Regions from separate parts of the Mus musculus genome. Here region 2 is linked to region 1. Evidence: chromatin loops called from intact Hi-C (ENCODE). Cell type or tissue: left cerebral cortex. All regions are shown on one strand. Links, peaks and the distances in the headings refer to the core of each region. The heading gives the core; the rest is flanking DNA.

Evidence for each region. Hi-C counts contacts between places; a loop is a spot of excess contacts. Peaks named below come from ENCODE experiments on the same cell type or tissue, not always from the same donor. Only the 100,000 strongest peaks of a DNase experiment are listed, where the experiment ranks them.
Region 2: it touches region 1 in a loop (8-fold over the local background); 1 of 42 quality-filtered maps calls a loop at or near these places.

What each region holds. Positions count from the first base shown.
Region 1 is chr2:10,126,224-10,134,053 of GRCm38, reverse strand. Itih2 (inter-alpha trypsin inhibitor, heavy chain 2) reads left to right here and starts at 3,371. Exons shown (of 21, transcript NM_010582.3): 1 at 3,371-3,572; 2 at 4,751-4,825; 3 at 6,247-6,279; 4 at 7,734-7,830. The coding sequence starts at 3,477. In left cerebral cortex, for the core only: no CTCF peak of the experiment used is centred there; DNase peaks (open chromatin) are centred at 3,453 and 4,199.
Region 2 is chr2:10,260,483-10,268,312 of GRCm38, reverse strand. No RefSeq gene overlaps it. Among named protein-coding and RNA genes, the nearest start is that of Gm31496, 43 kb to the left of the region's middle. In left cerebral cortex, for the core only: no CTCF peak of the experiment used is centred there; DNase peaks (open chromatin) are centred at 2,249 and 3,194.

The DNA.
Region 1 (7,830 bases), core at 2,701-5,200:
TTGGCATTTGGAGACAAGCTAACACCATGAAAAGGGAAATATGACCCACACTGCTCCACATTTGGTTTCTTCAGAGACAATTCTGAATATCAATTTAAAGTCAGTGAAGATATGGTAGTGAATGAAAGGGACTAGATAGAATACTAAAAATATATAATTATTTATGAAAAATGTGCCATTGGGCCTAACTTGTCCTAAATCATTTTCTCAATGGAGAATGCCAAGCCGTAGCAGATCCTTCTCATGAGGGCTTGGTATTAGTTCACCCAGACCACCCAAGAGGGGATGGGGGGCCCCTGTTCTCTCCCACTATACTTGAAATTATACTTAGTTATAGTCTGCATCCAAGTGTCCATATTTTGTGATAAGGAAAGTAAAATTCTGCTAGGCTGGGACAATACACAAAATGTCCTCAGTGTTTAGGTCTCCCTGGTCTACAGTAAATAAATAACTTCATATGTTAACCAGTGTGCAAAATCAAGGAGATAGGAAATACATGTAGATGAGTTACTTGTTTAGAAGAAACCAAAGAGAAAGAAAAGTAGCCATATGACAAAATAATCTATGGTGAAAAAAAAAACAAAAAACAAAACAAAGCAGTTGAACAAGTCTTTATTTGCTCTTCACGATAAGCAGAAAAACAGACTGCCAGGCACTGAGCTAAGATCTGCTCTTCCAAATCTGAAGCAAAGAAGTGTTGTGGGTAAGTATAGCTAACGATTGTGGAACTCCATCTTTTTGTGCCCAAGTGTCTTCACACCAAAATCTATATTCCCTTGCATGAACATGATTTGCAAACATTATTTACTGAGCATTTAGCAAGTTTGCAAAAAATTTAATTTATTTATTTACTTTTATTATTTTGAATTGCGTATGTGGGGCGTGTGTATGTGCATGTGTGTGTGTGCATGAGTATGAACATGTGAGTGCAGGTGTCTACTGATGCTAGAGGTGTTGGAGCCCTCTGGAAATGGTTTCGAGCAGCTTGCTGTGGGTACTAGAAACCAAACTTGGGTCCTCTGAAAGAGCAGCGAGTGGTCTTAACCACTGAGCGCGCACTTTTCCAACCCCGGTGCCAAGCATCCCAGATACATGACCATATTTAATGGTCTAAAGCTTGATGATGTAGAAGGCGATTAATGTCCTAGCTCAAGCTGTCATAAGTAAAAATACTGTGAGCTGAGCAGATTGAATAATAGAAATTTACTCTTCACGTTCTAAAGGATGAATGTCTAAGATCCAGTTACCATTTGGTTAGCTTCCCATAGGAAGGTCCTTCTCGATCTATGCACTGCTGCTTTCTTATTGAGTCTTCATGGGGAAACTTATAAGGACACAACTCTTACTGGATCACGGACCTCACCCCTCTGACATCATTTAACTGTCATTTTTTTCTTTACTCTTGCTATAGTAGGTGTGGTCTATGAATCTGAGAGGGACACAATTCAGTCTACAGCAATGGGAGATGATGCTTATCCCAGAGTGAGCAAATAGTAGAAGCAGGTGTGACCTAAAAGGACAGATTTTTAACTACTATTGTAAAGGGGAAATTCTAAGTTGCCCCAAAGCTAGACAATCCGATAATCACCATGATGTCTTGGCTATTTATCTGTCTATATGATTTTCTTACAGCTGTCAACACACAGCCTCATTAGTCAGCACAGTGCTTTCATTAGTTGGCAATAATTAGCACACACACATCTACATATCAAAGGTAAATGCTTGGAAAGTGTGCATTCCTACCATTTCATATTGACATCTAGCATTTTATGTGACTAGCTCATGAACCAACTGTCATCTCAAGCTGGCTGCACTGTCTTTGCCTTGGTCCAGGACCTCAGGCTATCTCAAAAGGAGTGTCAGTCTCTGAAGTAGGTCCTTGAGTTCATGCCTTGCTACATTCATCATCTGAGCCACACCCAAAGTGTCCTTTATTAAAAGGGGGTACCATCTGTCCTCTCCCGTTCTATCTCTATTGAGGTCTTTCTGCCTGGAGTGCAGAATCCAGGCTCCTCTGGCCTGATACTTGTGTTCTCATTTGCCTATTCCTTCTTCTTTCCCTCCATCTCCTGACATATTGATATATCCCCTCTTCCTTGGGTCATGCTCATCCTGCTTCCTAAGAGCATTGCTACAATGAGCCTGTAGCAATCACCCCTATCCTTGTAGACCCAGCTAATAAAGCCCCACCTTCTCTCCACGTCTCCAGGTCAGTGGATCCCATCCTTGTACTGCGCATGACCTAGTTTGTCCCTCATCCAGTGCATTTCTGTCCTACTCTGCTACTGTAGTGAGTGATCCCAGGATGATCCCCATGCGTTCTCTTATGGATTTGGTACCCAGTACATAATAAAGCCTCCACTGAGGTGTGCACTATGTGAGTTAAGTCTATTAACTGTCCCCGCTAGGTGCTTAGCTCTCTCCCTTTATTTACCAACGGGCTTGTTGTCCATCTTTTGAAGATATGGATTTTTCATCCTGTTTTCTCTTTAAATCCCTTCCCAGAAGTTAGGACATGGTGTTGTAATAACATAGTAACAATTTTACAATTCATAGTTTGTATTCTCACCGTATGACTCACAAGAATGACGGAACCACTATGCCAACAGAGATGAGGAGCAGCTAGAGGGGGACACTTCAGTTCATGAATATTTTCCCTGAGAAGTGAGCCCTGGTCCCCTGCATCAACCTCCCCTGTTCCTTGCATGTAGCAACTGCCCAGTTATCAAAGTGAGAGGGGAAGAAGGGAACCATGAATTCTCTTTTCAGAGAATCACTCCATTTCTTCTCTTATTTTTTCTAAATGCCTCTTGTTCTCTTTTTAATGTTTTTTGATTAATTTATTTTGTGTGTGTGTGTGTGTTGTATTGATGTGTGTGTGTGTGTGTGTGTGTGTGTGTGTGTGTGACTGTGTGTGTCTGTGCACCAATATGTGGGTGCTGGTAATTGAACCTGGGTCCTCTGCAAGAACAGCCAGTGCTCATAATCACCGAGACATCTCTCCAGCCCTCCTGCTGCTATTTAAACAATTTTTTTTTTTATCTCCAGACACTGTGAGTTTAGCTCTTCTTTCTGGGTTACTTCCTTAATATAGTGCCTTACTTGAACATTTACAGAGGGTGATAATTATCTTCAAGTCTCTCTGATTTTGAGATCAATTAAAATCAACAAAATCAAGGGTAGAGGAATGCACAACCGATCCTGGCCTTGCTGTTTGACCCTGACTCATGCTCACAGCCCAGGAACTGCTCCTGGCCTTGCTGTTTGAATAACCCCAGCTTTCCCTTCCACCCCCACAGCTCAGGTTTGAGTTCCAGAACAAATATTTGTCCTGAATTTGAGCAAAGTTAGTGCTCTTTCTTCTTTTTTCTTCTTTTTAAAACGATCTGCTCTCATCAACAGACAAGTTCCTGCTAACCTGGTTCCGTAGGTGGGGAGTTCTCCCCAGACCATCTGCTCGGGGGAGCTTGGCACAGATGTCCAGCAAAATGCAGCGGCCTGTGTGCCTTCTCATCTGGCTGTTTCTTCTGGAAGCACAAGCCTTCGAAATCCCCATAAACGGAAACTCAGAAGTAAGTACTGTTGCAGGACTCCTTGCTATTGGCCTGGACAAACAGGCTGCAAATGGCTGAATGCCATTCCTAGTCAATGAACTTGCTCTGAAATAGGACAGAAACTTGAGAGAATGTTCTTCCTCCTGCTGCCACGTCCTGATTATGATTATGAAATGCAGCTGCTTACTAAGACATTATCAGATTTTTGTATGAAAGTTAAATCAAATCCGGTGGTCAGATATTTATGTAGCATTTATAGAGCATAGTTGCCCACTCCTTATATAAAATCATATGTAATAACAGACCTATTCCAAACTTCAGTGCCAATTAAGAGGGGTATGTAAACTACCAGGTACCATACATACAGGTACCATACATGGACTAGTACTGCGCAGTGATTGCTAGTCCTGTTAGTTAGAAATAATATTGTTACTCTTTTACTTAGCCATTCTCAAAGCATCATTGTCTTTTATATGTAAGCGAACAATTATTTTTGTAATAAGAACAAATTAAGTATTCTGAAAAAGAAGGCGGCAACAGAGCTGGCAAAATTCAGGAATGACAGCCATGGGTTTCAGCTCTCCACTTGAGACCGTCAGACACCCCAGTATAGCAGAAACTTTTAACTGAGACATTCTGAATATCATATTAGAGCTACTTCTGGGCTGGCAGAGAAACATGTGTTACAGGATTATTTTAGAGAATACCACAGAATGGACTGCACAGAAAAATACTGAAGAAAAAAAAAAACCCAGTATGTTTTCAGGAGAGAAAATCACTCTGCTTAGAAACTATCATATTTTCCAACACTTTGGAAACCACAAGAAAGTGTCAGAAATCTCACATTGAGGGTAAAACACCCAAACATGTTAGTCTTTTTCTGGTAATTTCTAAGCAGCCCTTTTTTCATACATTTGTTGATTAAGTCCCCCTAAATCCATCCAGGTACTCTCCTGGGAACCTTTTATCATCTGATTACATAGCTGCCCTATCACGTTCAGGCAAGCTCAAACCTGAATTCTCACACCCAACAAATTTGAGACTTCACTAGCAAATATACATATTAAAGAAATTGTTGTATCAAAAATAAGATAATCTAACAACAGAGGAATGAATATAAAGAAATAGTATAATGAATGCCTCTTTACAGTAGATGACTTTTAAAAGAAATGAGCATCCACAATTATCTTTTTTAGTTTGCAGAATACAGTGATCTTGTGGAACTGGCCCCAGATAAACTCCCATTTGTGCAAGAGAATGGAAGACATCAGGTAGAGTAAACTCAATTCCAAATGGTGAAAGTAAGTGTAAGAGACCATGAATGGAGACAAGATAAAAGATGACTCTATTTTCTTAAAAATTTGTGCCTTTTTTTCCTAATGGAGAGTAGTCCAATACTGTTACAGTCATGTAGAATATTATCAAGGTGTTGTACATAGGGACTTTGACATTGTTTTCCAGAAGTTTCTACCGGTAAAGGGCACTTAGTAAAATCACCCATTCTCCTTCCTCTGGCTATTTTGTCAAAGGGAGCAGCTTGGAGAAACTTTGGTCCAAAGAACTAGACATCTTGGAAGCTGCTGAGATGACCTGGGAAATCTCCTATTTTGTGGGGGAGGGAGAGCTCTGCTGTGCCAACAAGGGTTTGGCTTCTCTCACACAGAGCCCACATACTGAGAAAAGGGGTGTTTATGGAAGTAACGCTAAGCTGAGAGAAAACTGGCTTTGTCTGGCTATGAATGTTTGACTTTCTAAAGTCCAGCTTTTATAGATTAGAAACCCAGTAGGCCGGACTTTGTATCATGTCTCTGGAGAGAAAACTTAGCCATTAACCACTGTGTCAAAACATCTAAAAGAGCTGAGTATGGTGATGCGTATAATCACGGCACTCTGGAGGCTGAGGCAGGAGGATTATTACAAAGTTGGGGCCAGCTGGAACTACCTGGAAAACTCCAGGTCAGCTCAGAAACAGAGTATCTCAAGGATTGCAAAAAGGCAGTCCTGACCTGTGTCACACAGCATCCATTAAAATATCATCTGATCCAAAATTTGCTCACACACAACCTTGGACATTTCTTTGTAATCCCTCAGACAGTAAGTGTTTACCCATGCCTCTTAACCTAACGGTTACCTTTCAAAAGTAAGGTGGAAATCTTTGTCTATGCTCACCGGTCTCATGTGGCTAATCTAACGTGGTAGCTAAGGGCATAGAGCTTTCAAGGTAACCATTCACCATGTGTGGCTCTGGAGCTAACACTGTAGGAAACACACCTAAGTCTCTGCTCTCACGTAGCTTAGTCTAAGAGGATGAGGCAGACTCTAAAGCCATGCATCATTGTGAGCAAGGTGAGAGCTCTAAAGGGAAATGCCTACCGCTATATAAACAGCGAAGGGTCAGAAAATCTCATTAAGTTCTTCTAAAGCGGTGACCTGAAAGCTTTAACAATACTCTAGCACAGAGCAGCACACATCCCAACAAAGACGGCTGAGAAGATTGTTCAGAGAAACTCACACATGGGAAAACCATTTTCTGTAATACTCCATTTTTTTTTTTTGCCTTGACTTCAATGACTAAGTTATGCCACAGTATGGAAGCAACATAATTCTCTGACTGAGAACGTGGGGTTTTTGCCTTGAGGTAGTAAGCCACACACGGCTGAAGGATGACTGTCTCTCTAACTTCCTTCTGCAGAGAAGCCTTCCTGAGGAATCCGGAGAGGAGACGGTGAGTTTCCTTTGGTTGCATCACAGATTGGTGTGTGGGTGATTTTCCTGTTATCTATTACCTGGAAACCAATCCAGGTGTCTCCTTTGTCTCCGTCACTGGAGGTATTTACCTGACTTTTGAAACTTTCCCTTGCCCAATTCTGTTTGGAAGTACTTCTGAAACACAGTATTGAAGAGTACAGTGCTTGCAGGCAGAGCAGATGCCACTGAGACCCATACGCCTTTCCTGTCTTCTCAGGTCTTACTAAGGATATAGGTTTCACCCATCAATATGCATTTAATACCAACTTAATAGCTTTGATTTAAAAACATGATACCTGATATTTGTGGCTATGGGAAGCCACGTGATACCAGGCCGCATGGCCCAAGTTCCTGAAAGGTTCAGAGTAGACCTTCTGATCACAAGAGAAAACCCAAAGGGAGTGCTTTGTGTTGGTGTCTTGGTCTGAACTGAGAGCTTCCCCCTTAGAGTAGGAGGAAGGGAAAAAAAATTGGCCTGGATTCTATCTTAGCTTGAGATAGGCTGGAGCTAACTAATTAGAAGCATTAGACTTGGACAGCAAAATCGGTGGAAAAGACCTAGCAGTGAAGTAAAGGAAATGATAGAGGAAGAAAAGGTAAAATCTAGAAGGGCACACATCGCCCTGAAGGACCGTGCAGCTCTTGGGAACATCCTAAAGGAGAGGTTCTTCATACCTTGCCTGTGCTCGTACCGATGCCGTGTCCTGTTTTGTTTGCTTATGCTAGGGCTACCTTCAACACATAGCAGAGGGAAAAGGAGGCCCAAGGTATTATTAAACAAGCAACTGCATCAAAACGTCCTTTCTGGGACAATTCCGTTCACTGTGTGCAGACGTCAGCTTCCCTCGGCGTATTTTAATACTGGGAAAGAAGCAAGAACTGCAGACATGATAGTAAAGGATGAGACTGAAGGAAAGAGGAAGCAATATGAAGTTCTGCTCACAGCACCCCTGCTTGCATTTCACTCTAAAGACACAGACAGCGTCCTCTTTCAGCCCTGTGACCACCACCTCCTGGGCCTAGTTGCGGCTCTGCTTTTGAAATTCTTTCCTGAGCTCTTTCAGTCCATCTTGTGTCCCACAACCATTTTCTACCCAGATTCTAAAATAATGGAAATAAGGAAAGGGAGCAAGCAAGAAAGAAGGGAGGCAAAGAGAAGAAGGGGGGAGGGAGAGGAGGAGGGAGGAAGGAAGAGAAGGTGGGAGGGAGGTAGAGAGATAGGAGGACAGAAGGAGAAGGTTGGGGCGACATCTTGTAATAATGGCCAATCTCTTTCTGTGGGGTATTTCAAGAAGGTAGAAGATTGCTAAACAGTACCTGAGTTATGTATTTACCAAATCTCTTAGTAAAATACAGTTTGCAACACCATGTACACAGTGCTTTTTGTGTAGCTTTTTGTCACTACAGTTATGCTGTCTTGCCAAATTTCAGGACACTGTTGATCCAGTGACTCTTTATAGCTACAAAGTCCAGTCCACTATTACTTCTCGGGTGGCCACAACTACCATCCAGAGCAAACTGGTGAACA
Region 2 (7,830 bases), core at 1,844-4,343, 140 kb before region 1:
TCTGAGTTTCTGCTGATGGCAAGCGGTGTCCTTTGGGACAATGTCGGGGGATAAAGTATCTTCTGCGGAACTGTATGACAGAGACATTCACCCCCATCCCTTGGGAGGCACATTTGAACTCTTCCTGGCATATGGTGCCGGTAGTCACACTCTTCACACTCAGCAGAGCAGAAAGATAAGAACACAGCGAGGTTCCCCTGTGTACTCACAAAGCACACTGCGGTGCCTCCCACGCCTCAACTTCCCAAGAGGCAAGACTGTGATAACAGAGGCCAAGTCAACAACAATAACAACAACAGTCATGCTAATAAAGGCCACCCTGGCATGAGTTGATCATTCCTGGGTTATAGCCAAGACTTTCAGAAACGTAGACTATGACCAGTACAGTAATTACCCACAAACCTTGGATGACACATCGTTGTGTTGTGCATTCAGAGGCCCCGGATGGAAATTAGGTAGGTTGAACATGTGCTGATTGGTGACCATCGTTTCTTTCCTTCAGTACTTGATACATATCTGCTTTCTCCTTACGTTGGCTCGTTGGTTGCAATCCAAGGCTGAGGCACAGTTACCCGCATGTCCATCTTACACCTGAAGATGCTTTAAATGTGTTAGATGGTTTTCCCAGGTTGGACACTGCTCCGGTACGAATAAGAAGCAGGTTGCTTATTTCTCATTAAATGTTCTCATCACCATAATTTCCTTCTCTTTTATATGGGTCACGAGGGACAGGCTCTGGCTTACTTGGAGAAGCAGAAAGTCCAGTAATATTGGTCTATTAAGATCCAAATCTTTGCCTCACTTAATTTAGGCTAAATGTCCTAAGTCTCTCCTCCTTTTATGCATTTATTGGTCATCAGGAACAGAACGCAGGGACTTGCATGGCAAGCAAGTGTTATATTTCCAGGCCCAAATCTCATTTCCAAACACTTTTGTAGCTGCTTGTTGAGTGTATGTATTCCCACTGTCAGGCAAGGTGTTTTGTTTCTCATAGAGTATCAGGAAACAGATCTCTACTAAAATTTTTCCTCTCCACTCCCCACAAAAGTACCAAAAGAGATTTTTAAAAATCCAAAAACGAAATAAATTCTTTATAACCATCTGTGTTTTCGAGGCATTATTTTTCTTTTAAACAATGAATATGTGTTGTTTAGCCATCAGATATAAACTCTGCTTGGTCGGTAACTGAAAAGGGAAGACTATCAGTCTGACTCGTAATGGAAGCAGAGCAGCATCTCAGAACACATTCTCCAATTCCATTTCTCAGGTGCTCATTTCAGTCTGCACCCTGAAGTCGCCAGCACTGCCAGTGTCTTCCAAACTCAAACAAAGCGCTGTCTCACACATTATCGTCTGCTGGTTACTCGTGGGAACAGAGCCCCACTAAGTTAGGACTCGAAATATTAGAATGGAAAGCAGGACAGATCTGTAGTCTGACCTTAGGATTAGCTTTGAAGGTAGAAGCATCTACAGATTTCGCTTCAATATCCACATGGACTAGGAGATCTCTTAGCTTTCAGAAAAGGGAGGAGGGAAGAGGGAAGAGGGTGAGCAGGAGGGGGAGGGAAGGGAAGAGATCAGAAGGTGAAAGATAAAGAAAAGGAAGAGGAGGAAAGATTCAAAATTAGTTGAAACACTTATATGAATACTACTCCAGTTTGATGATTTTGAAGGTGTTTTCCATCCAAGGTTAGACATCATTACTCATGAAGCCAGTCATAGGGTTCTGAGATCTCCGGTGCTAAAATGACGGTCCCAGAGATCCAGTGTCTTGTTCACATCACCAACACAGACCAGTGAGAAGCTTTGCCTTCCTGAAGTGTGTCAGCCCAGTGATGGTGCCCTTCAGACTGCAACAGGCATGTGGAAGTTTGAGATACAATGGGCAGCACGCTTAACATTCCTAACATGCTAGGAAGCACAGGGCAGGTCCACCGTGCAGGCTGACGTAAAAGAGTACATCGTTGGGAGAGACAAGCTGCCTTTAGGCGAGCTGGACATTTCTCTTTAGGATCCAAAGGCTCTGTAAGGACGCTGGGTCTGTAAGTCATTTGGGCATTTCCATTTAGCCCTGTCTCTCAAGGAACTTTGTAATATCTTCTTAACAACTTGAAGAGTTCAGGGGCCTTCTCTCGTAGACAGCCTGGACAGCTGCTCACCACTGCTGGACCAAGTTACAAACCTGAGTCACCAACATCCCAGGAATAGATGCAGTTCTTGGTCGCATGCCATTATCTAGTGGGAGGAAAGAGGGCCTGGGTGCTCCTAGCAATGTCTGGGTAGGATTCCTCGGGCTTCAGAAACAGCCCACTGTCAAGGCTTTCCTCCCACCGTGCCCAGCTGTCTTATCTTCACTCCTGGTCTTGCTTGGCCTCTGGGGATTTTGGTTAGAAAGTAAAAGACTCATGGGTGTTTTATTTTAACTCATGTAAAATCTACACAGCAGAAAGTTTAATACTTTAATGATTTTTCCATGCAAATATTGTTTTCTTATAGTTAAATTCAACCAATAATTGATCTAATTTTTGCATGACTGTTTAGAAGTAAGGTTTGTTCACAGTTTTTACGGTTGTGCCATCTCTTTTCTGTTCCTAAGCACTTCTTTTTCTTTTCTTTGTTTTTTCCCCTTATTTTTACTGTGGCACTGTGGTGGTTAGTCTAACTGCCATCTTAATCCAACTTAGAGTCACCTGGAGGAGACTTGTCTACATTGGGTTGGTCTGTGGACATGTCTATGGGGGACAGTCTTAATTAAGTTAATTGATGTGGAAAGATCCGGCCTACCATGGGTCTCGAGGCGGGGTCCTATAATGTATAATAGTGAAGACATTTAGCTTATTTAGCTTAGCACAAACAGGCCATCAACATGACTGTGGATGTACTGTGAAGAGCTGTTTGAGGTTCCTGCCTTGATTTCCCCACAATGATAGAATGTAACCTTGAATTGTATACTGAAATAAGCATTTTTTTCTCCTAAGTAGCTTTTGGTTAGGACATTTTGTCACAGCAACAAAAATATAACCAGAATAGTTACAAACCGCACATTTTTAAGTGAATTTTAGAAGTGGCAAGTGTATCAACATTGTCATGAAGTGAATTTCTAGAGCATCTTCATTATGCAAAACTAAAGCTGCATCCATTAAACAACAGCTCCCCGTCCCCTCCCACAATCCCTAGCAGGCACTGTTTCAGTCTCTGTCTCTATTCCTACCCAGAGAACCTTTCCTATGAATGAAGTCAGGGCAGTATTTTTCTTTCTTTGGCTGGCTCCTCTCGGTTAGCGCAATGTCCTCAGGGCTTACCCATGTTGTATTTAGCTCATCAGAACACCCTTCCTTTCTACGGCTGTGTGTAGACACCATGCTAGTTCTTCTATTCACCTGTCAATAGACTTTGTCTCCCACCTCTTAGTTATTAGGATGGTTTTGCTATGGATCCACATGTACAGATGTGTGGTAGTCATCATTCCACACGGAAACACACTCACACCAACATGAATGCAGAGCACTGAGATTAATCACCTAAGGCTGAATTCCACCGACAGAGATGGCTGCTGCAGGACACCCAGGTCACGCGGGGGAAAGTGAGTCACAAGGGTGACAGGCATGTCATAGGGAAGTTTTCTTTATGGTTAGTCTGGGAAAGTCTGGCAGCCATAATCACAGCCACAAATGACAAGGTCTGCCGCATCTTACACAGAGGTCTGTGTGCTTCCCATGCAGGTCCTATTGTGCTACTGAAAGCCTGGTGGGTGGGGCCAGGAAAGCTGCCTTCTGCCAAATGTTCCCCCACCAACCTCGAATTTTCTGTCCAGGGCGCTAAAGTTTCCGGCTGTATCAGAGGGGCTGTAAAATGCTCCCGGGTTTATCGGAGTTCATCAGACTGTCGAACAGCAGGCGCCGGGCTGCCAGCATCCCCTCATCTTGAATTTCAACCCGTTTTCTCTGCTTAACACCTCCCAGACCTCCCTTTCTGCCCCCACATAATAAACTCCATTCTTCACCAGCAGGCTGGGCAAGGACAGCAGCCTGGGATCTACACTGTGGGGATAGGGTTTGGCTCTACTTAACCTGCTGAGTTTTTTTCTTCCCTTTCCTCCCCTCCTCCCCAGCTCATTTAGCTGTAATCCTAGTAGACCCCAGGCAAAGAGGGGCAGCAACAGCATTTGCCTCTGGGAAAAATTACCTCACAGGGCCAGGTGCTGATAGCCCAGTGCTGCTTCACACTGGCTGTGTGGCCATCAGTGGCTTACTAGGGGTAGCTTGCACCTTGACCCAGAAAGACTAGACTTGCCTCCCCTGACCTCACAAGGAGGTCTTTGGAACAGAGGTGGCCTAAATGCTAAAGTGCTGTGGAGGAAGGTAGGTTTAAAAGAAACAAACCCCAAAACAGTCATAGGTTTTATGCTTGAAGGAGGCGTTCACTGAGAGGTAGGGAGGGTTTTTCTGAGGACCTGTGCTGGGTGTATTAGGCTTAAAACAGGACAGGGACCCAAGTCTGACAGCGAAGTCTGGTCGTCTGCAGAACATAGCAGCAAAGAACTATCTGCTATGGAGAGCTTCGTTAGGATGCCTAAGTTAAGACATCCTTGACCTGGAAGCCAGCTTGCTATTGTTTATATTTCAGGTCCCTTGACTTCATCTTTCCCACTGTGTGAGGAGCACGGATGTACAGGGATAACACTGTGTGCGGCTGTGTGAGGGGCCAGAGGTTGATATCACAGGGGTCTCACTAATTCAGCTAACCCGGCTGGCCAGCCCAGCCTCGTGCTTCCTGGTATTTACATTGGACCTGCGGACGTAAACCCTGGTCCACATTGTTGTGAGGCAGGTGTTTATCCACTGAGCTCACCTCACTGACTCTCTTCAGCCCCGTCTTTCTTTTTTTTTTTTTTTTTTTTTTTTTTTTTTTTTGGTTTTTCGAGTCAGGGTTTCTCTGTGTAGCCCTGGCTGTCCTGGAACTCACTCTGTAGACCAGGCTGGCCTCGAACTCAGAAATCCACCTGCCTCTGCCTCCTGAGTGCTGGGATTGAAGATGTGCGCCACGCATGCCTTCTTTCTACTTTTTTTGAGACAGGCTATGTAGTCCTGGCTGTCCTGAAACTTGCTATAGACACCAGTTTGGCCTCGAACTTGCAAAGATCCTCCTGTCTCTGCTTCCCAAGTGCTGGGATTAAAGGTATGTGCCACCATGTCTGGCCCAGGATACTCATTCAGCAGTCTTTCTCAACTCTTTCTCTCCAGCCATTGGGAACGTACCTCATTTGCATATGACCCATCCCCCTTCTCATCCCATTCTCTCCAGCCACTGGGAGCATAGTTCATTTGCAAAACTCCTGGAGACTTGCTTACCTCTTTGCAAAAACTAGGGCAAGGCTCATCCCAAGACCCAGCTGCCGAGTGGCTGACAGTAAGGAAGGAAGCTGCTCTCACTTCTTCTCAGCCTGACGCCCTCTCTGCCTGGTGCTGCCCAAGGTTCTCATTAATCATGTCAATAGCTGCATTGTCTACGCTTCTCACAGGAAGACAAGTGACACTTCCAAAGCCACTCAATATGCATATGAGTCTGTCTCGCTATTTCTGCCCAGCTACCTCTTGCTCTGCTCTCCACAGCCCCCTTCACAGCTCCTGGGTGTGTTTCTGGGTGCTTCTTTCTCACAATGATTTGCTCCCAAAATCTGCAGACTGAAAGATGTGTCTTGGTATGCCTGAGGAAAAGCAAGAACAATGAACTTCCAACACTTCTGCAGGAACTAGTATCTAGGTCTCCTGGGATCTAAGGATTTAAATTGAGAAAATGTCAGTCAGCCATGGGTCCAGCAGAAAAGCCTAGCTGCTAGGTTGAGGCTTTGCTCTCTCTCCCCATGCTCCATATTGCTGGTCCTTTCTAGACACTCTTTTCATCCAGTAGCAAACACTTGGAAGACAGTGGCCATCCTAATGACTCCTTGTGAAGTTTACCTATCAGACCTCACACTGTATGCTGCACCAATCCGCTGGCAAAACCAAAGGCCAACTACAGTGATCAGCTACAGGCTGCGAGCATATAAACACACACCTCCTGCCACCTCCCCCATTCCCCCAGCCCCGTTATATGTCTGAAGTGTACAGGCAGAAGCTTGGTGTCCCAGGGACCCAGGGAGGCCACAGGTGAAGCTCCCCATTCATTTTCATTTGCCCCCCAAAAGAGAAGCTCACAGCAGTCAGGCCAGCCATATCCAAGAAACTGGGCCTGAGACAAGGGAAGGTTTTCATTCTCTCTGAAATTTTGCTTCTTCCAAGCAATTTATTTCCCTTTTCCTTTATGGTGTTTTTTGAACAACCTGTAACATCCTAGGGTGTTGTTCACCTCCAAAGCAGTTCAGTAAGATCTAGATTGGTGATTGTCAACTTCAGGTGGAGGCCCTTTGGTAACTTCTACCCCCAATATCAAAAATCACAGTTATGAAGTAGCAATGATACTAACTTTATGGCTAGGGGTCAGTACAACGTAAGGAATTGTATTAGAGGGTCGCAGCATTAGGAAGGTTGAGAACCACTGTTCTAGATGAAATAGCATTTCTTCTTTGCCTAAGGGTACAAACAATTCCTGCTCCCTGCCTTAACCTCTTACTTAACCCCCTATTTCTTTGAAGCTCTGTAAATCTGACTGCTGTCTGTGACCCTAACAAAATAAATTTATCTCTGGGCTGCACAGAAAGACTGGCTGACACCCTCCCTTTGCTCTGTGCTCCTGACATTCCTTCTGAATGCGTATGAGGAAACACGTCCGTTTTGAGGAAGTGTTTGTGCTGGGGGTAAATTGCTTGAACAGAGTAGAAGGCTAATGTCATTGGACTATGTATAAGCTTTCCGGTTATGTTCACTTCAACAGCGTAGTTCTCACTGAGGGATGCCATAGTGTCCCAATTAGGCAGATGAAGAATTCAAAGGAGAAGGCATTGCTTACAAGTTCTAGAACATTCAGCTTCTAGAATATTCCTGGGCTTCGAGTATTTTTCTAAATACACATCACTTTGTGTGTGTGTTGATTGTGTGTATACATTTGCATATGTATGGACATAGAGGTTAGAGGTCAATCTTGAATGCCTATCTCATCCTCCCACCTCCCCCCATGCCCCCCCACCTCCTCCCCACCTCCCATTCCAACCCCCTCACCCCCAGTTTTTGGAGACAAGGTCTCGGTTTCATCCGCAGCTTGCTCACTACGCTCATCTTTTTAAAGACAATTCTGGGGACTGAACTCAGGTCTTGCCAAACACCAACTAAACCATCTCCATGGCTAGACACCTCACTTTTGAACTGAATTTTGAGCTGGTTTTACCTGTCTGTGGAAAGGGTTGTTTCTCTTGTAGCTTTCCATATGAACCTACAGCGTAGAAGCCAGACTGCATGGTTTGAGTACTTATTTATTTATTTATGTATTTATTTATTTATTTAGGACTTTTTTTTTAAGAGCTCATCTTAATGCCTGAAATACCACAGAAATGAGGGTGGGCTTCCAGTTGGAAACCTTAACAGGACGAACAGGTATAAGCCTGCCGTTCAGGCCTTCATTTACATTGAACTATTCTGAATACTGTATTTTCTGCATTGCTTTTGTAAGTCTGAAACAGAGTTTATTTCGAAAATCGTATTACAATGAATTTTACGCTCACAGTTTGATGAAGTTACTTTGTGGTCATGTCAATGAGTTTGTGGAGTACGGTGTTCAACTTCCATCATCAGAAATCCCCAGGAAGCTGTTGGACCCTGGGTCTGCTCTCGCACAAACACAGCTATTGTTTGGGGAAAACAATATGATCAGGAAGAGGGGCACCAAGAGCGAGAG